Linked DNA regions of Homo sapiens: region 1 is linked to region 2. A link is an interaction called in ENCODE POLR2A ChIA-PET data of the cell type or tissue named here. Cell type or tissue: endothelial cell of umbilical vein. All regions are shown on one strand. Each heading gives the region's core, and the rest is flanking DNA. Links, peaks and the distances in the headings are about the cores only. Region 1 overlaps PLCH2 (phospholipase C eta 2). Region 2 overlaps MORN1 (MORN repeat containing 1).

Region 1 (8,318 bases), core at 108-8,107, 140 kb before region 2:
CTCCCTTGGAGGGTGCTGGTGCATCCACACTGCCCTCGTGGCCCACGGAGCAGGCGCCCTCGGGGGTGCCCCGCTCCTCTTCTGGGGGTCCCTGCCGGCCCAGGCCCTGCAGTCTCTGCTGCCGCTCCTGGGCCTGGCGGGCCCGGCTGGCAATGGCACGCACGCGGCTGTGGCTGCGGGAGGAGGAGCGCCGCACAAAACCAGGGCCCCCTGCCACCCCCTCCCCAGCCGGGCCCAGGCTGGTGGGTGACGTGATGTCTCCTGCCTGCTGGAAGACAGTGAGCCAGCGCAGCTGCTCTGTCAGGGTGTCCCGTCTCACCCCTGGCCCCGACACCCGCCGTGTCCCTCCCGGGAGGCCCAGGCTGTGGCTCAGTCTGCGGGAGCCGCCCTCAAAGCTAGGGGCAAAGTCATCAGCAGTGAGGTCGCCCAGGCTCTTGGACTTGGCAGCCACGGGGCAGTCCTGCACGCCCACCAGGGAAAGGCAGCCCCAGGGAGGCCGGAAGGGGAGGCCAGCCATCCTTGGGGCCAGGGACCTGGGCTGCAGTTCGTCAGGTATGGGAGGCCGCTGGCCTGTAGCCCGAAGGTTGGGGTTGGATTTGCTCTTGGTCACAGGTGGCAGGTCTGGGCGGGCAGCCGAAGCCGAGTGGGGCCTGGGGGGCAGGCGTCCCATGTGGGCTCCAGCGAGGTTCTCACGGCTGCGGCCCAGGCCCAGGCTGGGCAGGGAGAGGTCAATGACAGTGTCGCTGGATGACATGCTGGAGGAGGAGGAAACGCTGTCTCGGTGGCCACATGGCTCCAGCCGCTGCCACAGCGGGTCACTGCCCGTGGCATCGGAGTACACGGCAGGAGCTGGAAAGGGAGCGGCCAGGGGCCGCCACCCTCCCAGGGGCTCCGTGGGCACCTGCCCCTCACTCTTCACCCTTCTAATCACGGGCAGGTGGCCCAGGGTCCGGGGCTGGCTCCTGCCGTCCGTCTGGCTGCCGGGGGCCCTCTCGTATGCCCCGCCGGCGCCCTCGCCGTTGCACGGCCGAGGCCTGCTGTCTCGGGGCTCCTCAGTGTCCTCTAGGGGGCTTGCCACATTGGCTCCGGGTCCTGTGGGGTATGGGGGCCGTCCCTGAGAAGAGCTGGTGGGGACAGCCGCTGGTGGCGGGGGACCAGGGCCTGGGGCGGGCTCCTCAGCGATGGTTTCCAGGCTGCACAGTGGGGGGAGTGGCCGCTGCGTGGAGAGGGGGCGGGTGTCTGTGGGGAGGTGGGGGAGTGAGAGAGAGCCAGAGGGAGAAGCAGAAGAGAGAGAGGGAGGCAGGGAGAGAGGCGGAGAGGAGTCGGATCAGGGTGGTGTCCCCGGTGCCCTGTGCCGAGGGTCGCCAGGCCCAGCTCCCACCCCGAGGCATCCCCCGGGCGCGGCACACTCGGTGTCCCCACCCTGCTGCTGCTGGGGCCCAGTCCACGCCCTGTGCCGCACACGGGGCCCTCCTTGGGCTGGGACAGCACGGGACACCGGGGCTGGGCCCCGTTACCTGTCACTCGCCGCTCTCAGTTCCTAACTACGGAGGCAGCGTGGGTGGGGGCAGAAAGGAAAGCTTGGTCAGGGGGGTCTGGAGGGGCAGGGTGGTGTGGGGCGGGCTCCGTGTATGTCCCTCCCTCCAGGCTAAGGAGACACCCTTCTAGTGGGGTGCTTCAGCCCAAAGCAGCGAAGCCCTGGGGCCCAGGGAATCTACTCCACGCAGCACTCAGCAGGCTCCAGGCGTCCCAGGGGCGCAGGAGACGCCCAGCAGCTGCACTACCTGCCCACATCAGACTTCCCAGTAGGGACCCCTGGAGCCTGCCCTAGAGGGAGGTGGGAATGGGATGGTACGTGGCCCCCAGTCCCAGGAAAGGCATCAGGGGCCATGCAGGTCGCCAGCCGCCCAGGAGGTGAGTTTGGGGAAGCGCCCAGCCGGAGGGGCCCAGCATGTCAGGCCACAGTCCCGGCCCCAGACCCTCAGCAAGAGCAGCTGGTTCTTCCCAGCCTGTCGGGCCTCAAACCAGCTCCACCCAAGTCCCAGGGCCTCAAGCTCAGACAGGAGGGCTGGGGCTATGGGCCACAGGCAAGCCAAGGGAGCAGAGTGCCACGGAGACAGTGCCACGGATACAGAGCCACGAGCACGAGCACACGAGGCGACACCGTCCACGCAGAAGCAGCAGCAGGTGACCCAGGCCCAGCCATGCCAGGGGCGTGCGGGAGGACCACGCAGGGCAAGAGGGGCTTACCGGCGGAGAACATGGGGGATTTACTCCTGATCTCCTCCAGCTTTTGAGCAAACAAGGCACTCATCTCTCCCTGCAGGGCCCCCGGTTGCCTGCAGGCACCCTCAGGCCAGCGGGGGGACCTTTCGGGGATGCCCGGGCTGTCTGGGCTGCTGGAGTCCGAGGACATGGAGCCGCTACCGCCTGGACCCTGCCTCCAGGCCCCAGGACCCTTGGGGGCCTCTCTGCTTCTCCCCGGGATAGCGTGAGGGTCCAGGCCACAGCAGGGGGCCCCCAGTGAGTCAGCCCGGGCCCGGGGCTGCTGGCGAATGGCTGCCTGCCTGCTTGCAGGCCCCGGGCTGGGTGGCCGCTCCCTCTGCAGGCCCCCGGTGTTCACGCCGGCGCAGGATCCCACCACACACTTCATGCATGTGGCGGCCATCCCAGCAGGCCCGGGGCCGTCCAGGACACGCGGGGGCCGCACTCGCACAGGGCTCTTCTCTGCCACCGCAGCTGGCGCCTTACCTCGGGGGCTGCCGCTGCCGGGCCCCTCCTGGGCTGGGGCTTCCGGAGCAGGTCCGGGCCCGGGGGGCACCACATCGTCTGCCACCCCCTTGGAGCCTGTGTCCCGTGTACCCAGGACCAGCTCCGGGAAGCCCCTGCGGCCCGGCTTCTGGCTCTTGGTCGGGGCGCTGGCCGTGCGCCGCAGGATCCGCTGGCTAACGGAGGGCCGGGCCGGGGGCCGCCCAGCAGCATGACTGTCCAGCGAGCCGGGCTTTGGGCCTCGGAGGAAGAGGCCTTTTAGGCCCAGAGCCTGCTTGACCTGCAAGAGAAGGAGCCCATGTAGCTGTTGCCAGGGGTCCCAGCCCAGCTGCAGCTGCTCCCCCAGGGCCAGCTCTCCAGACCGTGCCACAGACGTGCCATGCGTGTCTCGGTCCGAGGGGCTGGGCCACCTCAGGCTGGGGGTGTGTGGACACACCAGGGCCTTCAGGAGCAGGGTCCCTAGGGCAGCTCTGCCTGGGACAGTAGCTGCTACAGATCTAAGTACACATGGCCCACCCCACCCTTCCGGCAGAAACTGCCCTCGCCTGACCTGTCCAGGGCATGTGGGGCCCTTGAGGGGCATGGAGAGAAGGTCTTTCCCTCCGGAGGAGAGACCTCGAGCCCCAGCCTGGCCCACCACAGCCTGCACCTGCTCAGAGGCCCGCAGCCCCCGGCGCTAGCAGGGGACACTGGCGTGGCACTCCCTGGTTGTGTGTGCCCCACCCTCAGGCAGGAGTAGCTGGTCCACAGCAGGAGTAGCCAGGTGCAGCGGGAGGCCCACTTGCCCGGCCCGTGTCCTGCCCACTCCCATGGTGATACTCGTGCCCTAGGAAGTACCACCTCTTCCAGGAAGCCTTCCTGAATTCCCCCAGGCAGCCTTTTCTGGTCTTGCCCTGCCCTCCACTCATGTGAGCCCCCAAGGCCCGCAGCTGGCTTGCTGCCCCCTGAGCCCTGCCAAGATGGGCTCAGACTCCCAGCCCACCAGCACCTGGCCACAGCCAATCTTCCTGGACAGCTGGGCCCAGGAGGTCCCTGCCTGGGCAGAACAGCTGCTGAGAGGGAGGCAGCCGCATCTCCAGGGCGCAGAGGCCAGAGGGGCCCTCACATGCCAGATGCCCCCGAGACAGCACCCACCGCGCCCCCATGACGAGCCGTGCTCGTGCACAGAGCGGCCCAGGCCCGGCAGGTGGGTCACCCCCCTGCAGGGGCGCCTCTGGGCAGATGCGTTCAGATGGCCAGCACTTGAATCAGCTTCCTGATTCAAGATCCCAAATCTACGCATTTGGTCACAGTGGCTGGGAAGCCATTTAGAAGCAGATCCGGGATTCTGGCTCGGAGCGCCGGCCTCAGGGGTGCCCTCATCCCATGCACTGGCATGGTTGGCAAGGACAGGGAGGGAGTGGGAGGCGAACTCAGAACCAACAGCCTGAGGGTCCGAGATGGGGGCAGGAGAGAGAAGGAGGGGGATAGGAGGGGCACAGTGGGGGCTCCAGCGGGCTGCCCGCCAGGGAAGGGGCTGAGGGAGGGGAGGGAGGACTGAGGGAGGGGAGGGAGGACTGAGGGAGGGGAGGGAGGACTGAGGGAGGGGAGGGAGGACTGAGGGAGGGGAGGGGAGGAGAGGCCAGTGAGAAGGCGGCCACCCAGCTGAACCCTGGATCTGCCTCGTAAATGCCACTATGGCTGGGGATGGCCAGGGCCCCCGGAGCCATGTCATGATCCACGTCACATGAGCGACAGTCTCCAAATGCTACCAGGAATCATGGATGCTAATGGGGTGCGGCCTGGGCATGCAGGGGCGGCGGGCCGCACTGTCCCGCGCACCGGGTACCTTCAAGGCTCCTAACAGAGCTGCACTTCTAAAAGTAGGCTGTGGCCATAGAGAAGCCGACTGCAAGACCAAAGAGACAGGGGGAGCAGGTGAGGCGGCCACAGCAGTGGCGTGGGGAGCCCTGCAGCCTGGGGGACGAGGAACAGATGGGTGGATAGACGGCAGGGGCTGGATGGCACCTCTGGGCCCGAGAGCATGGCAGGAGAGAGTCAGCACTGGGCCTGGGCAGGCCCCTCCTGCTGTGTGTGCGGGTTCCCCGAGGGCCAGCTGCAGCCAGCAGGACCCAGAGGGCACTGGGCCCCAGCTCAAAGCCAGGGCAGCAGGGCTGGCACCAAGACCACTTCCTGCGGAAGCCGAGGCCCCACCCTGACCTGGGGCAGGGGACAGACATGCTGGGTGTGGAGTCACAGGCAAACCCGGGCAGCTGCCTTCCACGTGACACCAGGAAGTAGAGGGGTGGGGGGTAGTAGAGGGGAGAGGGGCATCACTCGGTCCCTGCTGAGAAGCCAGATGGCAGCACTGTAGGGGTGGAGGCTGCAAGGCCCCCAAGAGTCTGAGACAGGCATGGGTGACACAGGGCGGGGCAAGGCCCGGAGCACTCAGGACCTGTCCTGCCCGAGATGCCCAAAGCCAGCCCTGAGATCAGAGGTGGGCACTGGTGGCTCAGGAGCCAGGCCCCCACAGCAGCCCCTCTTGAGATAGAGGAGCAGAGGCCCGGGGAGGGGACCCTAGGCCTCACTGCCTGAGTTCAGGACCCAGCACTGGGGACACATGGGGGGGCATGGGACAAGGGGCTGGTGTGGCCCCTCCCCATGATGGCTGGTGGCAGGGGGTGACACTCACCTTACCGCTGATGTCACTGACAGCCACATGCACGAAGATGGAGGCCTCTTCCATCCCTTCTAGGTACACGTGTCTGTAGCCTGGAGCAGTGTGGGTCAGCAGGGTCATGAGGTCACAGCCTCCCAGGGCCCCCACCTGCTCTGCCCCCCATTCTACTTAAAGGTCCCAAGACCCCAGATACACCCAACAAGCCCAGGCCTGGGGCCTCTGCCTCCTGTGGGCCCAGCACTACCCCACCTCCTCCAGGAAGCCCATTGGCATTGCACCAGCCTGCAGGGACCTCTTCCTGGGGGTGGCCCCTCCCCCACAGGCCATGCCCCTGCCTGACCCGCAGATCCCCAGGCTGGCTCTCCTCCCGTCCTCAGCTCCTGTCTCTTTGGTGCCAGGTGCAGGCCCACCTACACAGGCACTGACTCACAGGGGAAAGAGTACCTGCCCTGCCCTGGGGCCCTCGGCCAGTGTGGGGGGCACCGTGTCCACTCCTGCCCACCTGGCATCATGCTGCTGAAGGCCAGCGTCCTCTGGCCAATGAAGTCACGCCCGATGGGATCGTGGTCCCAGACGAGGAAGCGGACCAGCGCGATCTCCGGCATGTGCACCATGAAAACCAGGGTCTCCTCCCAGGTGGGGTTGAACCCTGGGGAAGCAGCGCCAGGAGGAGTGTCCCATGGGGAGGGCCCGGCCCAGCACCGCTCCAGCCTGGAGCCCCCGGCCCACACCACTCCCAGTGCCACTCCCGGTGCTGCTTCCGGGACTGCCCACCTAGAGGGGAGGGCGCCCAGGACTGTCACTGAGGGAGGCCTGGGCAGGGCACCCGGGCACACCAGGTAGCCCCAACCCTCCCCCCTCAGACTTCCATCACAGGTGTGACGGAGCCACGGCCCAGCCTCACCGTTGTCGTCCACCACGCGGGTCTGCTCCCTGCTGCAGTCCACAGGGAGCCCAATGATCTCCACCTCCACAAAGGGGTCGATGATCTGGGACACAGGAGTGGGGGTGGCATCAGGGCCCATCGCGATGCCCGGCCCGCCCCCAACTCCCACCCCTCCCGCCTGTGTGGGGCTGGCCCCCACCTCCCCACGGTCCCCCAGCATGGAGTCGCGCGGCTTGGGAAGCTGCTGGCCACTGATGATCCGGAGCACCAGCTGCTTCTTGAGCTGCCCGGGCAGGGGGTCCTCCGAGTTGGGGTTGAACACGCCTGAGGGGATGCCGGGGAGGTGGTCAGTGGCCCAGCCCTCAGCAAGCCCCCTGCTTGCTGGGGCATGGCTGCCAACAGCCCCCTCCCCAGCCCCCACATAGGAGACTGGAGCCGGTGCCAGGGGGAGGGAGGGAGGCAGTGGTCCAGGGGGGCACCTCGGGGTGCACCTGGCCCAGTATGGATCACCTTTGTGGCTACCGCAGCATGTGGGACAGAGCCCATGCCTCCCACAGCTGAGCCGAGGAGGTCACATGGCTTCTGGGGGTGGGTCTGGGTCCCTGGGGGTATGAGGGGTGGGGTCTCTGGTGACAGTGTCCCCAGGGCCCACTCAGGCTGAGAACTCTGAGGAGGGCAAGCCAAGGGCAGAGGTGGAAGTAGCTGGTCCACAGCAGGAGTAGCCTGGTCTAGTGGGAGGCCTGCTCGCCCAGCCCCTGTCCTGCCCTCTCCCATGGTGATACTCCTGCCAGGGCCACAGGGGGACCAAGCTGGAAGTCATCCACAGCAGACAAAACAGAGGTGTCTGAGAGCCGGGAGGAGGTTCCTCCAAACACCCAGCCCAGACCCAGGTCCTGAGACCCACAGAGGGGCCAGGCACAGGGGGCTGGGTCGCTGGCACTGGGGCCCCTCAGACAAGTCCTGCCATGAATCTCATGTGGGGCCCAGGCTCCCCAGTTCTCCATCCCTGGATTCCTGACGGAGCTGGGCCCTTCTTTGCAACGCTAGCAAGGAGGGTTCCCCCACCCACCTCCCCAGCATCCTGGGAGCTTCGTCCCAACCTGACCCTCCAGGGGACTCTGCCAAAGCCGCCCCCACCCCCTTGCTAGCCTGTGGGGCTCCGATCTCTGTTCTGGGGACACCCAGGAGGCCCATCCGAGCCCTGAGCGTCCGAGCCCTGAGTGTCCGAGTGCCTCACCCTGGCACATGCACCCAGGCTTGAGTACGTAGCCGCAGCCACCGTTGGCGCTGAACTTGGCTCGGTTCAGCTGCAGCATCCGCCCCTCTGACTGGTAGTTCAGGGCAACTGCGAGGGTGACACAAGGCTGCCCTGGTCAGCACCTGACCTTCCAGGTGTGTGCCCCGCCCACCCACCACCACACGCTAGCCTCCCCTGCACAGCTGCCGCGTATCTGCCGTCTGCCCCTCGTTCACCCAATGTGAATGGGACTCCAAGGTTCACACCTGTGCAGGACTGAGGCCAGCACATCCTGGAGGGACATCCCCGGAGCTGGCGCAGCCAGCCTCGCAGGCAGGTATCCCTGGGAGTAGGTGGACAGGCCTGCACCATCGCTCCCACATCCCCCACAAGGCCTGAAGGACCCTGCCCCAGTGCTAGCCTGGTGTCAGTGGCAGCCTGGTGTCGGCAGCATGCCACAGAGGTGTGGAGGCTCCAAGGGCAATAGAGCCCAGGACAGAACCGAGGCCCCAGCGGGTCCCCTGCTCGCCCCTTGGGCTTCAGGGACCGTCTGAGCCGAGCCCTCCCCACCACACCCAGCGCACCATGCCCGCACCCACCCATTTGGCAGCCGGCGTTCCAGAAGGGCTGCGGGTTGTAGTTGCTGGAGTCCACACGGTAGGAGGAGGGGTAGATGCGGGAGAGCTGCTGCTGGTTGAAGCGTAGGTACTGCGCCGGCTTCTGCTGCAGAATCTGGTGGGCCTTGGTCTCGCTGAAGGACGACACCT
Region 2 (8,318 bases), core at 11-8,010:
CAATTTTTGGTTCATGTATTTTGGGGCTCTGTTATTGGGGGCATACACATTTAGGATTTTTATGTAGTTTAATCAGTTGATCCCTTATCACTGTGAAATTACTTTCTTTATCCCTAGTAACTGCCCTTACTCTTACATCTACTTTCTGTGATATTAATATGGTCACTTTTTATTTCTTTTGACTAGCATTAGCATGGTGTAGCTCTATCCATCCTTTTACTTTTAACCTGCCTATGTTTTTAAAGTGTACTTTTTGTAGACAGCATATCGTCGTCTTGCTTTTTATCCAGTCTAACAATCTCTGCCTTTTAACTGAACTGTTTATACCATTCACATTTAATATGGTTATTGACACAGTAGGATTAAATTTACCATTTTACTATTTTTTAATTTGCCCCAGCTGTTTGTTTCCCCTCTATATCTATTTTTATCTTTTTTGAATTGGGCATTTTTTATGATTCCATTTTATCATCTCTGATTTTTTTTATATATATATATATTTTTTTGTTTGTTTGTTTGTTTGTTTTTCTAACTGATTTTTTCTTTTTTGAGACAAGGTCTCACTGTCACCCAGGCTGAAGTACAGTAGTGAAATCATAGCTCACTGCAGCCTTGACCTCCTGGGCTCAAGTAATCCTCCTGCCTCAGCCTCCTGAGTAGCTGGGACTATAGGTGCACACCACCACGCCTGGTTAATTTAAAAAAATTTTTTTTTCTTTTAGAGATGAGGTCTCACTCTGTTGCCCAGGCTGCTCTTAAACTCCTGGTCTCAAGCAATCTGCCCACCTGGGCCTCCCAAAGTGCTGGGATTACAGGTGTGAGCCACCACGCCTGGCCCTCTGTTAATGTATTAATTATAACTCTTTGTTTTGTTATTTGAGGGATTACTTTAGGGTTTTACAACTCGTTAAGTAAAAGGGGATCATCATAAATGTATTGGAGGAGGAAGGGTTGGTCTTGCTGTGTCAGGGGTAGCAGAGGTACATCTTGACTTACCACAGTTTCTTTCTTTCTTTTTTATTTTATTCTTTACTCCTGGCAAGCTGTGACACAGTTATTTTCAAGAGATGTAATATACTACTTCATGCGTAAGAACTGTACAATTATATACCTTTTTTGCCAGTCCCAATTTTATGCAGTTGTTTTCATACATTTTATGTTCATATATGTAATAAAATTAATAATACGTTGTTATTTTTATTTAAATGACCACTTAGGTTTTAATGTGTACTTAATAAACAGTAAGCAGTCTCTTCTGTTGACCCACATTGCTGTGGCTTCTGGTTCTTCTCGCTTCTTCCTGTGGGTCCATATTTCCATCTGCTCTCATTTTCCTCTGCCTGAAGGACTTAATCTTTAACATTTCTTGTAGTACAGGTTTGCTAGTGATGAATTCTTTCCGCTTTTGTATGTCTGGAAACATCTTGATTTTAGTTTCTTTTTTTTTTGAGATGGAGTTCTGCTCTGTCACCCAGGCTGGAGTGCAATGGCGCGATCTCGGCTCACTGCAACCTCTGCCTCCCAGGTTCAAGCAATTCTCCTGCCTCAGCCTCCCAAGTAGCTGGGATTACAGGCGCCCGCCACCACACCCAGCTAATTTTTTTTGTATTTTTAGTAGAGACAGGGTTTGGCCATGTAGGCCAGATTGGTCTCAAACTCCTGACCTCAGGTGTTTTCATTAAATTTGGAAATTTTTCAACCATTATTTCTTCCAGTAATCTTTCTGGCACAGCCTCTCCCATGTGTTACCCATGATTGGGCTACTTGAGGTTGTCCCACTGTTTGCTGGTTCCCTTCCTTTCTTCCTTCTGTTTTTTCTTTTTAACTCTTTTTTTCCCTCGATGGTCCACTTGGGATGGCTTCTATAGCTGTACAGTTGACCCTTGAACAAAAACAGGTTTGAACTGTGGGATCCACTCATACACAGGTTTTCCTCTGCCTTGGCCACCCCAAAAACAGCAAGACCAACCCCTCTTCTTCCTCCTCCTCCTCAGTGTATTCAATGTGAAGACAGCAAGGATGATCTTTGTGATAATCCACTTCCACTTAATGAATAGTAAATATGTTTTTTGTTTTTTATTTTGAGTTGTCTCGCTCTGTCGCCCAGGCTGGAGTGCAGTGGCATGATCAGAGCTCATTGCAACCTCCACCTCCCGGGTTCAAGTGATTCTCCTGCCTCAGCCTCCCGAGTAGCTGGGACTACAGGCACCCGCCACCACGCCCGGCTGATATTTGTATTTTTAGTAGAGACGGGGTTTCACCATATTGGCCAGGGCGGTCTCAAACTCCTGACCTTGTGATCCGCCTGCCTCAGCCTCCCAAGGTGCTGGGATTACAGGCGTGAGCCACTGTGCCCAGACTTGTTTTCTTTTACTATGATTTTCTTAATAACATTTTCTTTTTTCTAGCTTACTTTATTATAAGAATACAGTGTTTAATAGATATAACATACACAATATGTGTTAATCAACAGTTTCTGTTATCAGTAAGGCTTCTGGTCAACAGTGTGCTATTAAAGCTGTGGGGAGTCGGAATTGACATGTGGATGTTCAGCCGCATGGAGGGTCAGCGGCCCTCATCCCCACGTTGGCCAAGGGTCAACTGCATTTCCAGGTTCATAAATCTTTTCTTCTGCGATGTTTAACCTGTTGTGAATCACATCCAGCATATTTTTTATCTCATACATTATAATTTTCATCTCCAGAAGTTTGACTTTGTTCTTTTTTCTTATTTATTTATTTATTTGTTAATTTTTTGAGACAGTCTCACTCTGTCTCCCAGGCTGGAGTGCAGTAGTACAATCTCGGCTCACTGCAACCTCCACCTCCCAGGTTCAAATGATTCTCCTGCCTCAGCCTCCCAAGTAGCTGGGATGACAGACACGTGCCACCACACCCAGCTAATTTTTTGTATTTTTAGTAGAGACGGGGTTTTGACATGTTGGCCAGGCTGGTCTCAAACTCCTGACCTCAGGTGATCTGCCAACCTTGGCCTCCCAAAGTGCTGGGATTACGGGTGTGAGTCACTGCGCCCGGCTCTTTGTTCTTGTTTATATCTTCTGTGTGTCTATTTAACTTTGGAACATGGAATACAGTTATGATCACCATGCTTGAATGTCCTCTACTGCTGATTCTAACATCCGTGTCAGTTTTGGACCGGTTTCAGTAGATGGATTTTTCTCCTTGTTATGGGCCATACTTTCCTGCATTCTTTGCATGCCTCATAATCTTTGATTGGATGCCAGACATTGTAAATTTTACCTTGTTGGGTATTGGATATTTTTGTATTCCTATAAATATTCTTGAGCTTTGTTCTGGGGCACAGTTCAGTGACTTGGAGACAGTTTAATCCTCTTGGGTCTTGCTTTTATGATTTGTTAGACAGGTCTGCTGGAGACCCGTCTGCCTCACACCAATGGTTCCCCATGACTGTGGCAAGACCCTTCTGAAAGCTTGCCCCCGCTTCCTGTGACCTCTGAGTTTTTCCAGCCTGGCTGAGGAGAACAGGCACCATGCCCAGTCCTGTGTGAGGCCCAGGTCCTGGTCCCTCTTAATTCTTCAGACGGTTCTTCCCCAGCCTCGTGGAGTTTTGTCCCAGGTGTGCTGAATGGTGCTCTGCTGAACACTCCAGGGCCTCCTGCGGGCTGCAGGGTCCTCCCTCTACTCAGGGTCCTCCCTCTACTCAGGGTCCTCTCTCTCCTCTTCGCTGCTCTGCCCTTTGAATTTTAAAACTCTGACTGTGTGCCTTGTTCCCCAGATTCTCTGCTCATTTTCCTCAACTGAGGGGTTTGTTGGGCTCTGCCTCAGTTTCCCCTCTCTGCAGCTCATCCTGCACGTTCTTTTAAGGCAGCAGCCAGGGCAATTATAGAGTCCACGCCGTTTGTTTCCTTCTTTCAAGGATCTGTCCTGAGTTGCCTGGTGTCCGGGATCCTGATATCAATTTCATTGCACTTTGTCGGCTTTCTTGGTTGTTGGAACCAGGGGTGTCAATCGATCCCAGTTACTCCATCCCCATACAGATGTCCAGCAGGCTACGCTAGTGTTTTTACATTTGACATCTTTGCTTTCCCAATCGTGTCTCCTTTGCCAGATCTTAGTAAGATGAGAGGCTGGGTTCCTGTTAACCTGTCCTCCATAGGACCTTGACCTCAGAGTCCGCATGACCAGGCCCTGGACCTGTGCCTAGTGCCAGGGGTGCAGGGCGTGATACATCATCCGTGATGATTGGGGGTAGCCCCAGGCTCTGAGGCGACCCCTCCACGGCCACCCCAAGTGGGAGCCTGCCTGGGCCCTGCTTTGTCCGAATGGCCCATGTTTGCTGAAGTCCAGTCATTTCCCACTTGAGAGCCCGTCCCAAAGCTCGGCATCCACTCTGGGGCACCGGACTGGTCTCCTTCCTCTTCTTCTTTTGTTTCCCTTTTTTTTTTTTTGAGACGGAGTCTCTCTCTGTCGCCCTGGCTGGAGTGCAGTGGCATGATCCTGGCTCACTGCAGCCTGCGCCTCCTGGGTTCAAGCGATTCTCCTGCCTCAACCTCCAAGGAGCTGGGATGATTGCAGGTGCTGCCACCACACTTGACTACTTTTTGTATTTTTAGTAGAGACAGGTTTCGCCATGTTGGCCAGGCTGGTCTCAAACTCCTGACCTCAGGAGATCCACCCGCCTCGGCCTCCCAAAGTGCTGGGATGACAGGGGTGAGCCACCACATCTGGCCTCCTTCCTCTTCCTCTTTGCTCCTCTCGGCACAGCCATCTTGCCTCCACCCACGGTGCCCAAGCCACTCCTCCCTGCTATCCAGCACTCCCACGTGGGGTCTTCTGGGTGTGGCTGAACACCCAGCTCCGCCACCTCCACCTGCCCAGCGGGGCCCAGAGCATCTGCACTCAGCAACTCAGAGGGACAGTGGTGTCCACTCCTTGGGCACAGTCCTCTGGGGGCCACCTGCAGCCTAAGGTTCCCAGGAGCAATGGGGTGCAGGATGGAGCAGCTGACTCAGCAGACACTTGGTGGGCACCAGCTGTGTGCCAGGCCCTGTGCTGGGTACCTTAGTGGAGGGGGGAGCCCATCCCCCCGGGTCAAGGTGGGAGATGGGCACGGAGAGCCTGCTATCTGCCAGGGTGATGAGGACCACCATGGAGGCCCCGGGAGCTTGTGAGTGCCAGTGCCACCCCACGCCCCTGACCAGCCCAAGGCCTGGGTGTGCCTGAGGTGAAGCCCTGAGGCTGGTCAGCAAGGAGATGCCTTCCCATAGTGTGCCAGCCCCAGGCTAGGGCAGGGGTGGAGCCAGGGGTCCCCGAGGCCTAGAGCTGGAGATTCAGGATCCAGGACCTGAGGCAAGGGGTACAGGGGTACAGGGGTATTGGGGTGAGTGTGGCCAGCACCAGAGATCCCAGGGCTGGGAAACTTCTGCAGGGCATGGGAGAGGAGCAGAGAGCCCACGGAGGGCAAGCCGGGGTCCTCAGCCCACCAGGGTCACAGCCACTGGCAAATGTGGCCCCGCTGAGTTATAAACACAGCGTCCCAGAAGCCTGCCCCGGGCCCGCGCACCCCGCTTCTGGGTGCCTGTGAGTGTTCACTGCCTGCTCCTCTCTCCTGGAAGGCGAGAGCGGCCGGGTCCTGCAGATCTCAGCGGGCGTCAGATACGTGCAGCTGTCAGCCTACTCTGAGGTCAACTTTTTCAAAGTGGACAGAGACAACCAAGAGACACTCATCCAGACCCCATTGTGAGTACGTGTGACACCAATGAGTTAGTTCTGAGTTTGTTTTGAGTTCATTTAGGTCACATTAATTCCTTGTCCTTTTTTCCCTAGAGACCTGGGCTAAGTCCTGGTTATGACAAATGAAATATTCGATGTCTGTTCTAAGGAAACAGCTCCCTTGAATTTCAGTACCTGACCCTCTGCTGTGGCCCCTCTTGCCTTCTGAGACCGCGAGCCCCTGGTCAGAGCCCCTAGTCTCCCCCAGCGCTCGGCCCCCAAGCCTCTGGGCCTGGGTCCGTGTCTGGAGTGGAGACATCAGGACTCCGGCCCTCGGGTGCTCCTGGGAGGAGGGTCGGCTGCAGAGATGCTCAGGCCTCTCTTGGTGCAGCCAGGAGGGGAGTGGCCCTTACCAGCCAGGCCTAGTTGGGCGCCACTCCCCACGCACACATCACCAGGCCTCCCAGGAACACGCTGGACCAGGCCAGTGTGTGCACAAACCCACACGCAAACAGAGGCCTGAGCTGCAGGACTCCAGGAAGAGGCCTCACTCTAAGCCCCGCAACATGAAAATCCATGCATTTTACCATTCACAGTCAGAACTTAGCAGTGCCCCAGGCGACCAGACCTGAGTGTGACGCCACAGCTCTCACACTCCCTTTTCCCACCGGCCCTTCTCCTGAGTTAAGGACTGTCTGACATTTGGGGTAAACTTGGACCCACTGTGAAGTCAGAACGCACCCGAGAGGTGACGCTGCTGGAGTTGTCATAAATAATAATGGGGGCGGCAGGCAGCTCTTCCTTCAAGCCAAGACCTGCTGTCTTCTCCCTGGCGAGTCTTTTTTCTCTCTGGGCCTCAACTGGCCCCATCCCAGCAGGAGACCTCCCAGAGAGGCTGAGTAGCGCTCCCTGGACTCAGTGTAGGCAAGTCCCAGGGTCCAGGGCGTGGGCCACGCTGTCTGCCTGCACCCTAGTTTGGTGTGGGGTGAGTAGAGCCAAGCTGCCCCCATTCCTTTGCAGTGGGTTCGAATGCATCCCTTATCCTGTGTCCAGCCCCGCAGCTGGGGTGCCGGGGCCCAGAGCTGCCAAGGGAGGGGCAGAAGCCGACGTGCCCCTGCCCAGGGGAGACCTGGAGCTGCATTTGGGTGCCCTCCATGGCCAGGAGGACACCCCTGGTGGCCTGCTTGGTAAGTGGAGCTCACAAACCAGTTGGGGGTGGGTGGGCCCAGGCCCAGCAGTCAAGGTGGGGGTGGGGTCATGGGGACCCAGAACCAGGCCAGAGCAGGAGCAAGCCGCACCCAGGGTCAGTCATCACGCGTGGGTGAAAGGAGGCAGGGCCGGGCAGCCCACATCCCCAGACAAGCAGTCACGGGTGGCTGCGGAGGCTCAAGCCGATTGTTCGTCTGCCGTGAGCCTGGCAGGGGCTGCAGCCTCGTGGGGTCCTCAGGGCAGAGTTCTGGGTCTACTTGGCTGAGGGCAGCAGACTCACCCAGGCCTCGAGGCCAGTGGCCAGCCTGGACACGGCCCCAGCCACTCCTGCCGCCCGGGAGCCCTCACAGCAGCCGCCGGCCATGGCTCTGGGGGCCGCGGCGCCGACTGCTCTCTCGAGGTCAGGGTTTCCCGCTGCTCCGCTTCTGCACGGGTTGCCTCACGTTTCTTCGTGGAGATGAGGCCCAGGTGCTCCGGCAGAACCCCCCAGCCCCCAACTCTGCCCCCCAAGGCTGGGGCCAGTGAGAACTGCACTTCCATAGAATGTGCGGCCTAGACTTCACAGGGATCATTCCAGAGTTACTCATGGAGTTGAATCAAAGCTTAATCCCTCCGGTGCAGCGAGCAGTGCACATCAAACCCTCCTGTGCAGTGAGCAGTGTGTGCGATTCAAACCCTCCCGCGCAGCACAGTGTGCGTCTCAGTGCCGGACTGAGGGAACAGTCTTGACAGCGTTGGGAGGCCCTGGGGTGCTGCCGGCCACCGGGTCCTTCTTGCCACAGCCCTGCACCCCAAGGCTCAGTAAACGGGGGTCGGGCGTGGGGGTCCCCACTGGACAAATGCCTGGCACTTTGAGTTTGGGGGCCTTTGAAGAGGGCCCAGCTGACAGCTGAGGTTCCCGGTCCCCAAAGCTGGGATCTGAGCCTGAGGTGCTGCTTGGGGAGGACACAGGCCGCAGGTTCCTGGGTTGAGGAGCACAGGGCAGATCTGAGAGGCTGTGCTGAGCCCAGATCCACAACTTAGCAGGGGTGGGCTGTGTGCCACCACCTTCCACATGCAGATAAATGTCCCAGGTTTGACGAGACGTCCCTGGTCATCCCCAAATGCGCCTCATATGCCAGCCCTTGTCACCTGCCTTGGCCGATGCGAGCTCAATCCCTGCCATGTCCCTGCCCAGCCCTTCCCACCACATGCAGCCCCAAGTCCCCTGAAGGCCTCTCCCCAGGATTTGCACAGATGGCACCACCAGGCGGCCGTCGCGCCGCCTCCCCAAGTGCCAAGGCCTCTCTACTCTAGACCTGAGCCCCACCTGCCGCCCCTGAGTCCTCACAATCCCCCGACCTGGCTGCCGCACTGGGGTGATCCCCCAACTCCAACCCTCCAGGCCCCTGGGGCAAGCAGGCAGGGCCAGCCCCT

What was found. ChIA-PET counts read pairs that join two places held together with the same protein. Peaks named below come from ENCODE experiments on the same cell type or tissue, not always from the same donor. Only the 100,000 strongest peaks of a DNase experiment are listed, where the experiment ranks them.
Region 1: POLR2A ChIA-PET joins it to region 2 with 10 read pairs; 2 of 35 experiments call an interaction of 5 or more read pairs at or near these places.

Annotation. Positions count from the first base shown.
Region 1 is chr1:2,496,843-2,505,160 of GRCh38, reverse strand. PLCH2 (phospholipase C eta 2) reads right to left here. Exons shown (of 22, transcript NM_014638.4): 15 at 8,151-8,318; 16 at 7,552-7,659; 17 at 6,514-6,638; 18 at 6,333-6,417; 19 at 5,931-6,077; 20 at 5,441-5,520; 21 at 2,752-3,049; 22 at 1-1,239. Among named protein-coding and RNA genes, the nearest start is that of PLCH2, 25 kb to the right of the region's middle. RefSeq lists an enhancer at 4,890-6,089. In endothelial cell of umbilical vein, for the core only: no CTCF peak of the experiment used is centred there; no DNase peak of the experiment used is centred there.
Region 2 is chr1:2,355,994-2,364,311 of GRCh38, reverse strand. MORN1 (MORN repeat containing 1) reads left to right here. Exons shown (of 14, transcript NM_024848.3): 9 at 5,597-5,720; 10 at 6,714-6,880. Among named protein-coding and RNA genes, the nearest start is that of MORN1, 31 kb to the left of the region's middle. In endothelial cell of umbilical vein, for the core only: no CTCF peak of the experiment used is centred there; DNase peaks (open chromatin) are centred at 3,171 and 3,371.